3 separate regions of the Homo sapiens genome follow, and all the other regions are linked to region 1. Evidence: chromatin contacts called from ENCODE Hi-C or POLR2A ChIA-PET data. All regions are on one chromosome and are shown on one strand. The core of a region is the stretch at or near the end of the contact, and the rest is flanking DNA. Distances in the headings are between cores, read along the strand shown.

What was found. Hi-C counts contacts between places; a loop is a spot of excess contacts on that map. ChIA-PET counts read pairs that join two places held with the same protein, here RNA polymerase II (POLR2A). Pooled maps may share reads with other maps.
Region 2: a loop to region 1 is called in a map of CD4-positive, alpha-beta T cell, with 14 times the contacts of the local background. The contact joins the promoter of SEC22A here to the promoter of GOLGB1 in region 1. A Hi-C loop is called at or near these places in 7 of 168 maps with a recorded cell type or tissue (B cell, CD4-positive, alpha-beta T cell, CD4-positive, alpha-beta memory T cell and 2 more), 1 of 37 single-sample maps with no recorded cell type and 11 of 50 pooled maps. POLR2A ChIA-PET finds 5 or more read pairs at or near these places in 1 of 52 experiments (Panc1).
Region 3: a pooled map shows a loop between it and region 1 (20-fold over the local background). The contact joins the enhancer-like site here to the promoter of GOLGB1 in region 1. A Hi-C loop is called at or near these places in 4 of 50 pooled maps. POLR2A ChIA-PET finds 5 or more read pairs at or near these places in 2 of 52 experiments (PC-9 and T-cell).

What each region holds. Positions count from the first base shown.
Region 1 is chr3:121,747,460-121,752,002 of GRCh38, reverse strand. It overlaps GOLGB1 (golgin B1), which reads left to right and starts at 2,262. Exons shown (of 22, transcript NM_001366282.2): 1 at 2,262-2,371. RefSeq lists enhancers at 2,295-2,534, 2,555-2,604.
Region 2 is chr3:123,200,173-123,204,715 of GRCh38, reverse strand. SEC22A (SEC22 homolog A, vesicle trafficking protein) reads right to left here and starts at 2,773. Exons shown (of 7, transcript NM_012430.5): 1 at 2,730-2,773. RefSeq lists enhancers at 2,687-2,736, 2,977-3,056, 3,067-3,216.
Region 3 is chr3:120,717,200-120,721,742 of GRCh38, reverse strand. All of the region lies in intron 2 of RABL3 (RAB, member of RAS oncogene family like 3), which reads left to right. Among named protein-coding and RNA genes, the nearest start is that of RABL3, 23 kb to the left of the region's middle. RefSeq lists enhancers at 2,018-2,167, 1,703-2,262. Within about 2 kb of position 2,069, at least 14 of the 41 ENCODE cell types and tissues checked have a DNase peak (open chromatin) inside an H3K27ac peak, as active enhancers do.

The DNA.
Region 1 (4,543 bases), core at 1,013-3,512:
AGAAGGTAGAGCTATAAGAAGACCTACTAGACAGAAAAAATTCTAATCTCGTCTCCCATAAGAAACTTTCATTCTGTTAAAACTGAAAGGTAAATTCTAAGGTCGAATGTGGAAATAAGTATGTAGAAAGGTAAATTTTGTGTAAGGGAGTACAATAGGACTCTCAGTGATGGCTTCTATTTTCTCTAAGATAGAAGCAAGTTCATCTGCTAGGAGTGTGAAGTGTAGACACGGGGTTGGGACTTAAAGAGGATGTTAAAGGTTTGAATAATTGTGGCAAATAGGAGAGGAAGCTGAAGACAAGAAGGATTTGGGAGTGTGCTGAAGATGGAGTTCAGCTGGAAACTGAATGTGCAGTGGTCAGGACATTGATGTCACTGATGACATTGTCCTGATGTCTCCTGCAGCATTTTGCTCCCCAAAGGTAGAAGTAGAGACCAATGGTTGGACTGATGCAGGTTTAGGACTTTGCTGGGTGGATACAATCAGGGATATAAGAATATGATGTATTCATTAAGTACTGCAGCATTCAAATTCTGTCTCTGCCCCTCACCATGTGACCTTGTGCAAATTATTTAACCTTCTGAAGTCTTATTGTCTCACATTTAAGATAAGGATAATCATATATACTTTATTAATTTAACAGATATTGAGTGCCCTCCTCTATACTTTTCTGGGACCTGGAGATAAAGCTGAGATCAAAATTACTACCTTCCTGGAGCTTATAATCTAATGAGAAGAGAGATACCAGATAAATGAAATATATAGTACTTTAGATGGCAAAATGCTTAGGGGAAAAAGAAGCAAAGAAGAAGTATATAGTGCATGCAGGAAATTGCAATTTTATTTATGTTTGTATTGATACATATTTGTACATATTTATGGGGTGTGGTAGTTTGATATATGCATACAATGTGTAATGATCAAATCAGGGTGTTTAGGATATCTATCACCTCAAACATTTATCATTTTTGTGTTTGGAACATTTCTAATCTCCTAGTTATTTTGAAATATATAACATATTGTTAACTATAGTCACCCTACTGTGCTATCAAACACTTGAACTTATTCCTTCTATCTACGTTTGTACCCATTAACCAATCTCTTCCCTCCCTCCCCCAACTCCACCTTCCCAGCCTCTGGTACTTATCTCTACTCCATGAGATCAACTTTTTAAGCTCCCACATGAGTGAGACCATGGGATATTTGTCTTTCTGTGCCAGACTTATTTCACTTAGAATAATGACCTCCAGTTCCGTAAGATGGGCAGCCAGGAAAGGCCTTACTTAGCTGATGTTTGAATTGTGAAGTTATGTAATCATTAAGATGAGTATACATACAATGGGCCAGCTGAGTGCACAGCAAGATTCAATAAATTCAAACTAACATTACTCTTATTGCCAAGAGAGTGCCTGAAATGACAGCTCATTGGAAACTGGCTACTTTCCTTCCCTTTCCTTAGGGGTTTAAGGAAAGCATGAGTGATTTCAGTCTTTTGCTGGAGCTCCTCACTGACACTCATTGCAGAGCCTGAGCCCTCAACTCTCAATCTTTGCTTAGGTCCTGGCTTAGGCTCCACTTTGTAAGAGGCACCTTCCTAGTATTCACTACTCTCTCTCTCACAATCATGTCCTTACAGACATTGCTGATCCTCTTTCATACTGACACCGGGTTCTAGTCCGAGTTCCATCACTAAGTCGCTGTTTGACTTTGGGCAAGTTACTTCTGTGGTTAATTATTTTTCATCAACAAAATCAAAAGGTGAAACTAGACGAACAACTAAGAGGCTCCAGTATTTTTTCAATCTAAGAGTCCCATATCCCCCACTCCCTTCTCACAGCTCATTCAACAATCCTAATGGCAGCGGGTGCCCGCAGTCTCAAGTCTCTGCCGAAGCCCAAGCCGCTGTCTCGGTCAGTCACAACCGACGAAGAGGAGGAATTGGAGGAAGCCAGCATAACCACTTCACACTGAGAACATCTGACCTTTCCCAGAACGCCCGCCCACTCGACACTTCCTGTCCCTCCCCAGATCTTGTTCCGGGGCACCTACTCGCGTCTAATCACTCCCCTCATTCACTCTTTAGGGTCCATTGGCTGTTTCTTTGAGGAAGCGGAGCATCTTCTGTCGTTGATTGGTTTCCGTCATTGTTGATAGGTTGGTAACAAACAAGGTGTGCCTGGTCTCCCTGGTAACGTCCTGCCGATAGTCCTGATTGGTCGGTGTCTTAATCCCATCTTCCGTCCCAACTGCTAGTGGCTGAGTCCCTGGCGGGGCGCGGCGGTGGAAGGTGTCGCGTACGGGCTTCCCGAGCTGACGTGGCTTGAATTGGGAGGGGGGCAGCTGGAGCCTCAGGCGGCAGCGCTTCTAGGTGAGTAGGGGACGCTACCCAACTCTTCCCTCTGCGAGTCCAATAACGGTCACCCCCGCCAGAGGGGCCGCGGGAGCTGCCCAAGCAGCTACACCGGAGTCCCCTCCTCGCCCCGCCTCTCCCGGATTCAGTCCTGGATCCGGCCCTTCACCCGCCTCCTTCACCTACCAGGCCTAGTTCTAGTAGCCCACAAGCCTCGGCCTCTCCGGTGGGCCTTCGGGGTCACCCTGCGCAGACTTGGACCACTTGCTCACGGTCTGTCCCCTCCCCGGTACGTTTCTCCTCTGGGAGCGACGGGGAAAAGCGCCTAGGTCAGTCCTGTCCGCACGGCCTTGTTCCTGGAGCGGCCTGCCTAAGTCGGCCTCCGTACGCAGCCGCTGACGTCGGAAAGAACCTGCTGGGCCCCTGTGCTCAGGCCCTAAACAAACTTGGTGTCCCGAAGGGGAGGCGCGACCAAAAGAAATCAAAGGTCTTTAGGGCGGAGATCACAGAATCATTGGAGATATTAATGCAAACGGAGGCCTGTCCAATAATCCTGCTAATGCTAATGGGTTACTGGAAAGATGAGAAGAGAGGAAAGATCCCAACGATCCCGTCAACACGAAAATCCCAGGAATCAGAGGTGGGCAGGCTGTTAGAGAAAAAGGAACCTCTAAGAGAGTTCTCGAGGAAAAATAACTTGGTTTGATGGTGTGGAGTATGTTTAATCTGCACAACCGGAATGTGAAAGGGAGGGTGAGTCCTTTGAGGAATGAGGAATATATTTGTCTGACTTATTTAAAGAGCTCCAGTTGGTCTATGGGGAGCGGACAGTTTGAGAGTGGGACAGGGATATTTACAATCATGGGTAAGTACTTTCACTTTTGGAGATAGTTGGAAGCTGTCTGAGCATTTAAAGGACCTTTTTACAGTTCTGTGCAAGATGCAAGCAAGTGGAGGGCTCTTTACATAAGGGCCAGAGGCCTTTCCAAAAGCGTGAATTGATAAGATTTAGATGGTCAGAATGGTTATGAAGGGGCAAACTCAGGAAATATCCTATTGGAAAAATGGCAGGATTTGGTTTTGGAATAGATGCAGGAAAAAGTTGAAGAGTACTCAAAAGTTGCAGGCATTGTACATTAACTGCTTCATAGCTTTTACTTCTCATCCCTTGACCACAGAATGACCATTTAATGTTTTTCTTTTCACTGCATCAATATTTTTTACTACCTCAGCAGCTTCCAAACCTTTTAATTGCACTCCCTATCAGTAAAACATTTTTGAGCATGCATCTCCCCAAATGTTGTGTGTTTAATTATTTATAGTGTATGACTACCACTGTAAATATGTTGTGTATAATATGAAATATGCAAAAGTATAAACGTAAAAGAATGAAGTTTTTAAAAAGCCTTGTCCACACCTTGGGACCTCCCAACCCAATTTGACAATCACGTAAAGATACTTCCTTGTTTTTCAAGAAGGTCGTTGGCATTTCTGGCATCCAGACTCTGGGATGCAGCCTTTCTTAAACATGATCTTTAGAAGATTTTTTTCAACCTTCTGCTTGAGTTTTATAGGCCCCCTTTCTTTTTCTCCCTTTGATTAATGGATTAATTAAAGGGATGTTGACTTTATCCTTGTTTATAAAATAAATCATTCATTAATTTCTCTAGGTTAATTACTATTAGGAATACCACTGATCATTACATACCAGTCTGTGGTTAGAAACCATTATGTAAAAGGAGACTAAGCTCTATATTGCTGTATTTTTAATTAAGCTATTTTAAAATCAGCTATATGCTTTTGATAAAAGGAAATTTAATACAGAAGGATACAATGTAAAAAAAGTCTTTTTCTTTTCTATCTACTGATCTACCCATCTCCATTCCCCACTTCCCAGAAGTAAGCACTGTAAATAATTTCTTGGTTATATTTAAGAAACTTTCTGATCATAATAAAGCACATGATAATATATACCCCCTTCTGTCTTTCCCACAAGTGGAATCCTAATACACATGCTTTTGCCATTTAGTACTGTATATTAGGCACTTTCAATATCCATGGGTATAAAACTACCTCATCCTTTCCATGGCTACACAGCAGTCCTTTGTAAAAATATAAAAATAGTATTTAGCCTGTCCCCATTGATGGACATTTAGATTTTCAGTCATTAGCCATCAAAACACTGCTGTA
Region 2 (4,543 bases), core at 1,524-4,023, 1.5 Mb before region 1:
CTGTTGGAGGAAAAAGCACAAGCTAGAATCTAGGTAAATCTGGGTAAACTTTTATGTAAAGGCTGAGGAAAATAAATTCCCACAATGCCAAACTACTATAGTAGTGGTTAGCAAGTTCCTGGACCCAAGATAATAAGACACCCCTCTTCTTCAGAACCTTGTAGGGGTAATGACTACAGGCTCAATGTCTCAGGAAGTTATCTCTCAAAAGGTAATAAACAAAGCCCAACATGTAAGTGGATTTTGTATATACGTTCTAACCAAATGCTTTCACAAATGCCACTTTTAAGATAAAAACATTTTATACTGGGGGCAAAAGCACTCATATTTATTTTAGTTCATAACTTCCCAGTCTTCAGTCATCCAAGTACCACTTTCAGAATTATCTTCATCCACCTGTACTATTTACCTAATATTGGTCTTTGAATTGACTTACTTTTCTTGTCCTTTATTTTTTAGCAATAATATCTGTGAAATCAGTTTTGAGATGTTAAGTTTTTCTCCTAATTTAAATTAAATGAACTTGTTTCATTCAAATATGTATGTGTGTGAAAATTTGGGGAGAATTTTTTAATGTTCATTTGCTTATCAAATTATCTTGCATATGTGACAGTACCAAAGTTTGGGAAACAATACCAATATGGTACATATTATTTTATTAAAAGTGCTCGCTGAGGGTGGGGGATAGAGTGGGTGATAAAGGGGATGGAATTTCCGCCATTTTGCCTATGCCTTCTACCTCACTAGCAGTGTTCGACATTCCTATTATGGGTGCTTGCACTGCACAGTATGTATAAGACCTCAGGCTTCACAACAGATTTTACCCACATCTAGGACAGGGCCCCCAATACATGCTCAAATGTGTCAATCCCAACATTTTTATAGTGCCACATAGTTCACGGTTGGGTAGGTAAAACCACCATTTTACAGATGAGGAAACTAAGGCTCACTTTCTCAATGTCACACTGCTAGTATATAGCAGAACTGGTACTTCGGTCTAAGTTTCTAGTATCTCTACATCACTATGCTTCATCAGTCTCCCAAAACCAACAAGACACAAGAAACCAGGGATATAGAAACTATCTATTCACTTGCTGCCTGGGTTCTAATCCTGGCTCCACCATCTACCAGCCATGTAAATTTGGACAAGCTTTGCCTTTCTATATCTCAATTTCCACATCTATATATTGTGGCTACTAATAGCATCTATCTCATAGGCTTGTTTTAAAGATGACAATAGTATCTATCTCATAGGATCATGTAAAGTGCCTGAAACATTGCCTTGTAACATGCTAAAAGCACTACATTAAATATTTGCTGTATTATTTATTGATTACTCTCCATGGACCACGCACTTTATACACATTACCTCATTTAAGCGTTCCAAAAACCTGTGAGATAGGTATTATTAGTTCCATTTTACCTTTGAGGAAATTCAAGCCCAGAAAGCTTGAGGAATTTTTTTTAATCCCTAAACGAGTAGGTGACAAAGTAGGGATTTAAACTCAGGCCCAATTCTAACAACTCTGTGAGACACTCAAGGAAGGTCACAGGCACCCCTGTGATAAGACCTAGGCCTCTTTCATATACCAACATAAGATATACTTCGATTTTAACCAGTTGCACGCAAAAAAAAAAAAAAAAAAAAAAAAAAAAAAAAAAGGCACTAAACAGATGTGATGGTTTTCAACATAGGAAATACCCGAATGTCCCATTACTTTAGGATATGGTCACAGGTGTCAGAGTCAAATACTGAATGAACCTTAATATATCAGAAATTGTAGGTACCGTTTAAGGCATTGCCTGATTCCTTACAATCTTAGCATGTAAGCAAATATCAGTAACATGGAAAGTGATTCAGAGTTTGAAAAGTGGCTGTTCCCCTGACTGAAGATCCCAACATCTCCAGTCTGGTGGCTGATACTTTTGCTCTGGGCTAGGCTTTGCCTTGGCTGAATAGGCATAGGAGGGACTGGTTCTCAAGCTCGCCCCCTGCCCCAGGTGGATGATCCAGGAAACTAAGCAGCAGGGAAAAATTATCTTAAGCTGTCTTCACTGGCAGAGAGATTCAAGCCAGCTGGGGCTTGTCCTTTTCTTTTGGAAGCCTCCTCCACTTGCCGAGCCAATTGCTCAGGTCTCCCTTCTGCCACATCGTTCCCAAAGTGACTCTTGAGACAGGGTCTCAAGAGATTTCCGTGAGCCAACGCGGGCAAATATCTGGGCTCAGGGCTCACTCCATCCCCACAAAACGTAAAGTAAGACACTGGTTCAAGTCCCATTCTGCCTAAAAGAAATAGGAAATGCCACCTCAAGCTCTCATGGGCCACCTACACAGGTAGATCACCGTGTTTCTGACACCTGGGCGCCAGGGAATCCCCACCACCATGCTGACAGCCAAGTGCGACTGTCCCTCCCCTTCAAACACTCCTTTCCTGGCTGCCCAACACCCGAGGCGGCTCAGACGAGGCGCAACCGCCGCCCGCCTGGCCCCAGAGAACCCTCAAGTCGAAGGGGACGGGGTCCCCGCTTGCCCGTCCCTCCAGAGCTCCGCGGCCCCGACTCCCATCCCAAAGGCACGGACTTGGCTCCTGCCCGTGGGGTAGGTCTTCAATCCCGAGGGCGAAGGCCGAGGCTGTGGCGAGAGGCAGGGAGCGGGAGGGGAGAGGCCGGCAGGGATTCGAACGACCCCTAAGAAAGGAAGAAGAGGACTGGGAGGGGCCGGGGAGTACCTGTCGAGACGGGACCCGCCGCTCCGAGTGACGCGCCCCGAAGTGCATTGTGGGGCCTGGGAGGGACCTTTCGGCGACGCTGCGGCGCGTCCAACGTGGCTCGCGCCCGCGGAATCAAACCACGCCCCCGTTCCCTCAGCTCACCCAGGCCAATCGGGTTCTGCAGGAAGGACACAACAACCCCCCAGCTCCCGGGGCCCTCCTTAGTCCCACCCGCTCCAGGAGAGATTGGCAGCTTCTCTCGCACCTGCGCCAGAAAAGTACAGCATCCTCTGATGACAGAACTACGTTGACTTCAGAAATAGGGCCAATCTCTTCCGCTCGCCGCCCTGTTTCTGCAGGCATTTTGTCTCTCACACGCGGCCCTACAGCAGACACTTATAAAGGGGACAGGGAGAAAAGCCCCCTCTGGGTGAGCAAGGAGAAGACCTGGCCCCGTCTATTCCCACACACAAGAAGGAAACTAACCATGGCAGAGAAGTGCCAGATGCTGACCCTGCGACCCCTTCCAGCCTTCGCATCGGTCATGCATTATTAAACAGGCATTTCCTGACTGTTTACCATGTGCCAAGCACCGTGTTAAGCACGGGGTTACAGGAGTGGACATAACACTTGATGGAATTTAAGGAGTAATTGGAGCAAGAGATATTAAAGCATAAATAGTTACAGAACTACAAATTGTCAGTATTGGGAGGGAAAATTAGTGGGTGCAATGATCAATTAATTTTGGACTATCAGGGAAAAGACTTCTGAATAAGTGCCTTTTAAGCGGCAGGCATATTGAAGAGCCTTAGAGAATGTTCCCCGCCAAGGAAATATTGTGTGAGGTTGTCGGGGCATGAAAGAACTTCTTGTGCTCTAGGAACTAAAAGGGAGTCAGTGTGGATGGAGTGTAGGGAGCAAGGAGAAACTTTGCCCGTTGACCTTAAGATATCTTCCAAAATACAGCCTGAAATCTGTAATGTGGCCAATAAGAGTCAGCATGGTCTGGCCCTTGTCTCATCTCAGCCCAAGGTCAATGGGCAGCTAATAAAGACTATTAAGTAGGATCCTATTTGCATATTTAAGAATCACTCAGGCTGTTTGTGGAGAATAGTGTGGAAAAGGGCAAGAAGGGCTGCTGGAAAGCCATTTGGAGGCAGTTGCGTCAGGCAAAGCCAGAAATGATGGGGCTTGAACTAGTGTAATGGGAGTTAGAGACAGAAAGAGGTAGATAATTTCAAGATATGTATAAATTAGAAATGGTATCCAAGGGACTTCATAACGGATTGGTTTGCCGGGAAGGGTCAACAAAAAGGAATATTAAGGATGACTCCTTAAGTAACTAGATGGATTAAGAAGCCATTTACTGACTCATGGAACACAGAAAGAGGAGCAAATGGTTTGGAATATGTTAAATTTGAAATGCCTATAAATGGAGATGTCAAGTAGATTTGGATATGTAGGTCTAGAGTTCAGAAGAAAGGCCTGAACTAACATAAATTTTGTCCTAGATATATACTCAACATAAATGTATTCATATATTCACCAGAAAACATATGTATAAGAATGTTCATGAAATAAATAAATTTTAGAATATTCTGACCAGGCGCGATGGCTCACGCCTGTAATCCCAGCACTTTGGGAGGCCGGGGGCGGGGGTGGATCACTTGAGGTTGGGAGTTCGAGACCAGCCTGGCCAACATGGTGAAACCCCATCTCAACTAAAATACAAAAAAATTAGCCAGGCATGGTTGTAGGCATCTGTAATCCCAGCTACTTGGGAGGCTGAGGTAGGAGAATTGCTTAAACTGGGAGGCAGAGGTTGCAGTGAG
Region 3 (4,543 bases), core at 820-3,319, 1.0 Mb after region 1:
GTGTTAAAGTCTCCCATTATTATTGTGTGGGAGTCTAAGTGTCTTTGTAGGTCTCTAAGGACTTGCTTTATGAATCTGGGTGCTCCTGTATTGGGTGCATATATGTTTAGGATAGTTAGCTGTTCTTGTTGAATTGATCCCTTTACCATTATGTAATGGCCTTCTTTGTCTCTTTTGATCTTTGTTGGTTTAAAGTCTGTTTTATCAGAGACTAGGATTGCAACCCCTGCCTTTTTTTGTTTTCCATTTGCTCAGTAGATGTTCTTCCATCCCTTTATTTTGAGCCTATGTGTGTCTCTGCACATGAGATGGGTTTCCTGAATACAGCACACTGATGGGTCTTGACAATTTGCCAGTCTGTGTCTTTTAATTGGAGCATTTAGCCCACTTACAATTTAAGGTTAATATTGTTATGTGTGAATTTGATCCTGTCATTATAATGTTAGCTGGTTATTTTGCTCGTTAGTTGATGCAGTTTCTTCCTAGCCTCGATGGTCTTTACGCTTTGGCATGTTTTTGCAGTGGCTGGTACCGGTTGTTCCTTTCCATATTTAGTGCTTCCTTCAGGAACTCTTTTAGGGCAGGCCTGGTGGTGACAGAATCTCTCAGCATTTGCTTATCTGTAAAGTATTTTATTTCTCCTTCGCTTATGAAGCTTAGTTTGGCTGGATATGAAATTCTGGGTTGAAAATTCTTTTCTTTAAGAATGTTGAATATTGGCCCCCACTCTGTTCTGGCTTGTAGAGTTTCTGCCAAGAGATCAGCTGTTAGTCTGATGTGCTTCCCTTTGTGGGTAACCTGACTTTTCTCTCTGGCTGCCCTTAACATTTTTTCCTTCATTTCAACTTTGGTGAATCTGACAATTATGTGTCTTGGAGTTGCTCTTCTCGAGGAGTCTCTTTGTGGCGTTCTCTGTATTTCCTGAATTTGAATGTTGGCCTGCCTTGCTAGATTGGGGAAGTTCTCCTAGATAATATCCTGCAGAGTGTTTTCCAACTTGGTTCCATTCTCCCTGTCACTTTCAGGTAGACCAGTCAGACATAGATTTGGTCTTTTCACGTAGTCCCATATTTCTTGGAGGCTTTGTTCCTTTCTTTTTATTCTTTTTTCTCTAAAATTATCTTCTCGCTTCATTTCATTCATTTGATCTTCCATCGCTGATACCCTTTCTTCCAATTGATTGAATCGACTACTGAGGCTTGTGCATTCGTCACGTAGTTCTCATGCCGTGGTTTTCAGCTCCATCAGGTCCTTTAAGGACTTGTCTGTGTTGATTATTCTAGTTAGCCTTTCATCTAATCTTTTTCCAAGGTTTTTAACTTCTTTGCCTTGGGTTCGAACTTCCTCCTTTAGCTCTGAGTAGTTTGATCGTCTGAAGCCTTCTTCTCTCAAATCATCAAAGTCATTCTCCATCCAGCTTTGCTCCATTGTCGGTGATGAGCTGCGTTCCTTTGGAGGAGGAGAGGCACTCTGATTTTCAGAATTTTCAGCTTTTCTGCTCTGTTTTTTCCCCATCTTTGTGGTTTTATCTACCTTTGGTCTTTGATGATGGTGATGTACAGATGAGGTTTTGGTGAGGATGTCCTTTCTGTTTGTTAGTTTTCCTTCTAACAGTCAGGACCCTCAGCTGCAGATCTGTTGGAGTTTGCTGGAGGTCCGCTCCAGACCCTGTTTGCCTGGGTATCACCAGCGGAGGCTATAGAATGGCGGATATTGGTGAACAGCAAATGTTGCTGCCTGATTGTTCCTCTGGAAGTTTTGTCTCAGAGGAGTACCTGGCCGTGTGAGGTGTCAGTCTGCCCCTACTGGGGGGTGTCTCTCAGTTAGGCTACTCGGGGGTCAGGGACCCACTTGAGGAGGCAGTCTGTCCATTCTCAGATCTCAAGCTGCATGCTGGGAGAACCACTACTCTCTTCAAAGCTGTCAGACAGGGACATTTAAGTCTGCAGAGGTTTCTGGCTATGCCCTGCCCCCAGAGGTGGAGTCTACAGAGGCAGGCAGGCCTCCTTGAGCTGCGGTGGGCTCCACCCAGTTCGAGCTTCCTGGCTGCTTTGTTTACCTACTCAAGCCTTGGCAATGGTGGGTGCCCCTCCCCCAGCCTGGCTGCTGCCTTGCAGTTTGCTCTCAGACTGCTGTGCTAGCAATGAGCGAGGCTTCGTGGGCGTAGGACCCTTCGAGCCAGGAGCGAGATACAATCTTCTGGTGTGCCTTTTGCTAAGACCGTTGGAAAAGCGCAGTATTAGGGTGAGAGTGACCCAATTTTCCAGGTGCCATCTGTCACCGCTTCCCTTGGCTAGGAAGGGGAATTCCCTGACCCCTTGCGCTTCCCAGGTGAGGCGATGCCTCGCCTTGCTTCGACTCACACTCGGTGCGCTGTGCCCACTGTCCTGCACCCACTGTCTGGCACTCCCCAGTGAGATGAACCCAGTACCTCAGTTGGAAATGCAGGAATCATTTGTCTTCTGTGTCGCTCACGCTGGGAGCTGTAGACTGGAGCTGTTCCTATTCGGCCATCCTGGCTCCACCCTCCCCACGTCCAGTTTTATGGTCAATTTTGATAAAAATTTCATATGCACTTGAAAACAAAGTATATTTTGTAATTGTTGGGTGCAGTGTTCTAAATATGTGTTAATCATTTGTTAAATCTTCTCCATCTCTGTTGGGTGGGTTTTTTTGGTCTGTTTTTTTCATCAATTGCTAAGGAATAAGTATTATAATCTCCAACAGTAAGTGTGAATTTGTCTATTCCTCATTTTAATCCTGTCCATTTTTCATTTATATACTTTGAGATTATATTACTAGGTGAGTACTAATTTATGATTGTTTGAACTTCCTAAAGGATTTAACATTTTGTTATTTTAATATGTCCCTCCCTATATCTGGTAATACATTGTACCTCGAAGACTATTTTGTCTGATATTAAAATAGTTAAAGCCAACTTATTTTTAGTTAGTGTTTGTGTGGTTTACCTTATTTACATATTTCAACTTTCATCTTTCTGTGTCCTAATATCTATGGGATGTCTCTTATAAGTAAGATATAGCTAAATTTTGTTTTGATGACCAGTCTGACAGTCTTAGTATTTTTATTTGATTCTTGGGCCTTGCCCCCAGATATTCTGACTCAGAGTTGATTGGTGCCCAAGCATCTGCATTTTAAGAAGCATCTTGATGATTCTCTTATAGGTGAATAATGCCTTGAGAAATACTGGGTAAGGAGTGCAATCATATTGCCAAGTGGATATCAAAGTGTTTAATGACAGGACTTATAGAGCAGAGGTATAAGACTAAGAATGAGATGCTAATAGGAAGCTAGTACATATTAACGATAAGACAAGGAGGGAGGGGAGTATAGCTGATGGTCCAGAGCATCTAAAGAAGGCAGATTTTTAATATAAGGGTAGAGGAGTAATGCACTAGAAGTAGCTTTGGAGTGTTAGCAAGGCATTTCCTATTTTCTGAACTCCAAGGTAATTAGAATATTGAAAAGTGAACAGCATCTATCTGAGAGGACATAAGGAGAAGTTGTGTTTTCAAGGTAGAGGCGGAGATTTGTTAATAGAATGAGATTGAGGATAGGGTATAATGGAATTTTGTAACCATGGAGTAAGATTCCAGGAGAAAAGTGGAAATATTTGGAGAAGGAAACAATTAGGAGTTTAATGATGGGTAGAGGAAGCAAAAGCAGTCTGAGAATAAGAATATGAGAGACCAATTAAGGACCCAATATGTATAGTAACAGAGGATAACTGGGATATAAATGTCTTGAGTGTAGCTGGTGGCAAAGTTTCCAAAAGAAACTTTATCTCAGCAGTCCCCTGTATGTGAGAGTGGAGACTTGATTTTGTCTGCAAGGAATGCTTTTGTGCAAAGTCCCAGAGAGCAGGCCAACATGAGATTACTAGTTAGTTCTCAAGACACTGACCAAGTTTTAGAAGTAATAGCAGTAATTCCGTTTAGAAACTTCTGCTTTGGGACTGGGTGCGGTGGGTCACGCCTGTAATCCCAGCACGTTGGGAGGTCAAGGTCGGTGGATCACGTGAGGTCAGGAGTTTGAGACCAGCCTGGTCAACATTGTGAAACCCCATCTCTACTAAAAATACAAAAATTAGCTGGGCGTGGTGGCACACACCTGTAATCCTAGCTACTCGGGAAGCTGAGGTAGGAAAATGGCTTGAACCCGGGATGCGGAGGTTGCAGTGACTTGAGATCAGGCCACTGCACTCCAGCCTGGGCAACAGAGCGAGACTCTGTCTCAAAAACAAAACAAAACAAAAAGACAAATGTCATATAATTACGTTACTGGGTTTACTGGAATGAGTGTGGCACTAATTGATTCCTTTAAAGACAGTCTTACCTGAATTGTGTTATTGTGGAAGAATGGGACATGGGCTGAAAATGATTTGCTTTACTGTTCATTGTATCTTAAGCCAGTTGACTTCTGTCTTGTTTTTTTTTTTGTTGTTTTTTTTTTTGTTTTTTTTGAGATGGAGTTTTGTTCTTGTTGCCCAGGCCGGAGTGCAGTGGCACAATAATTTTGGCTC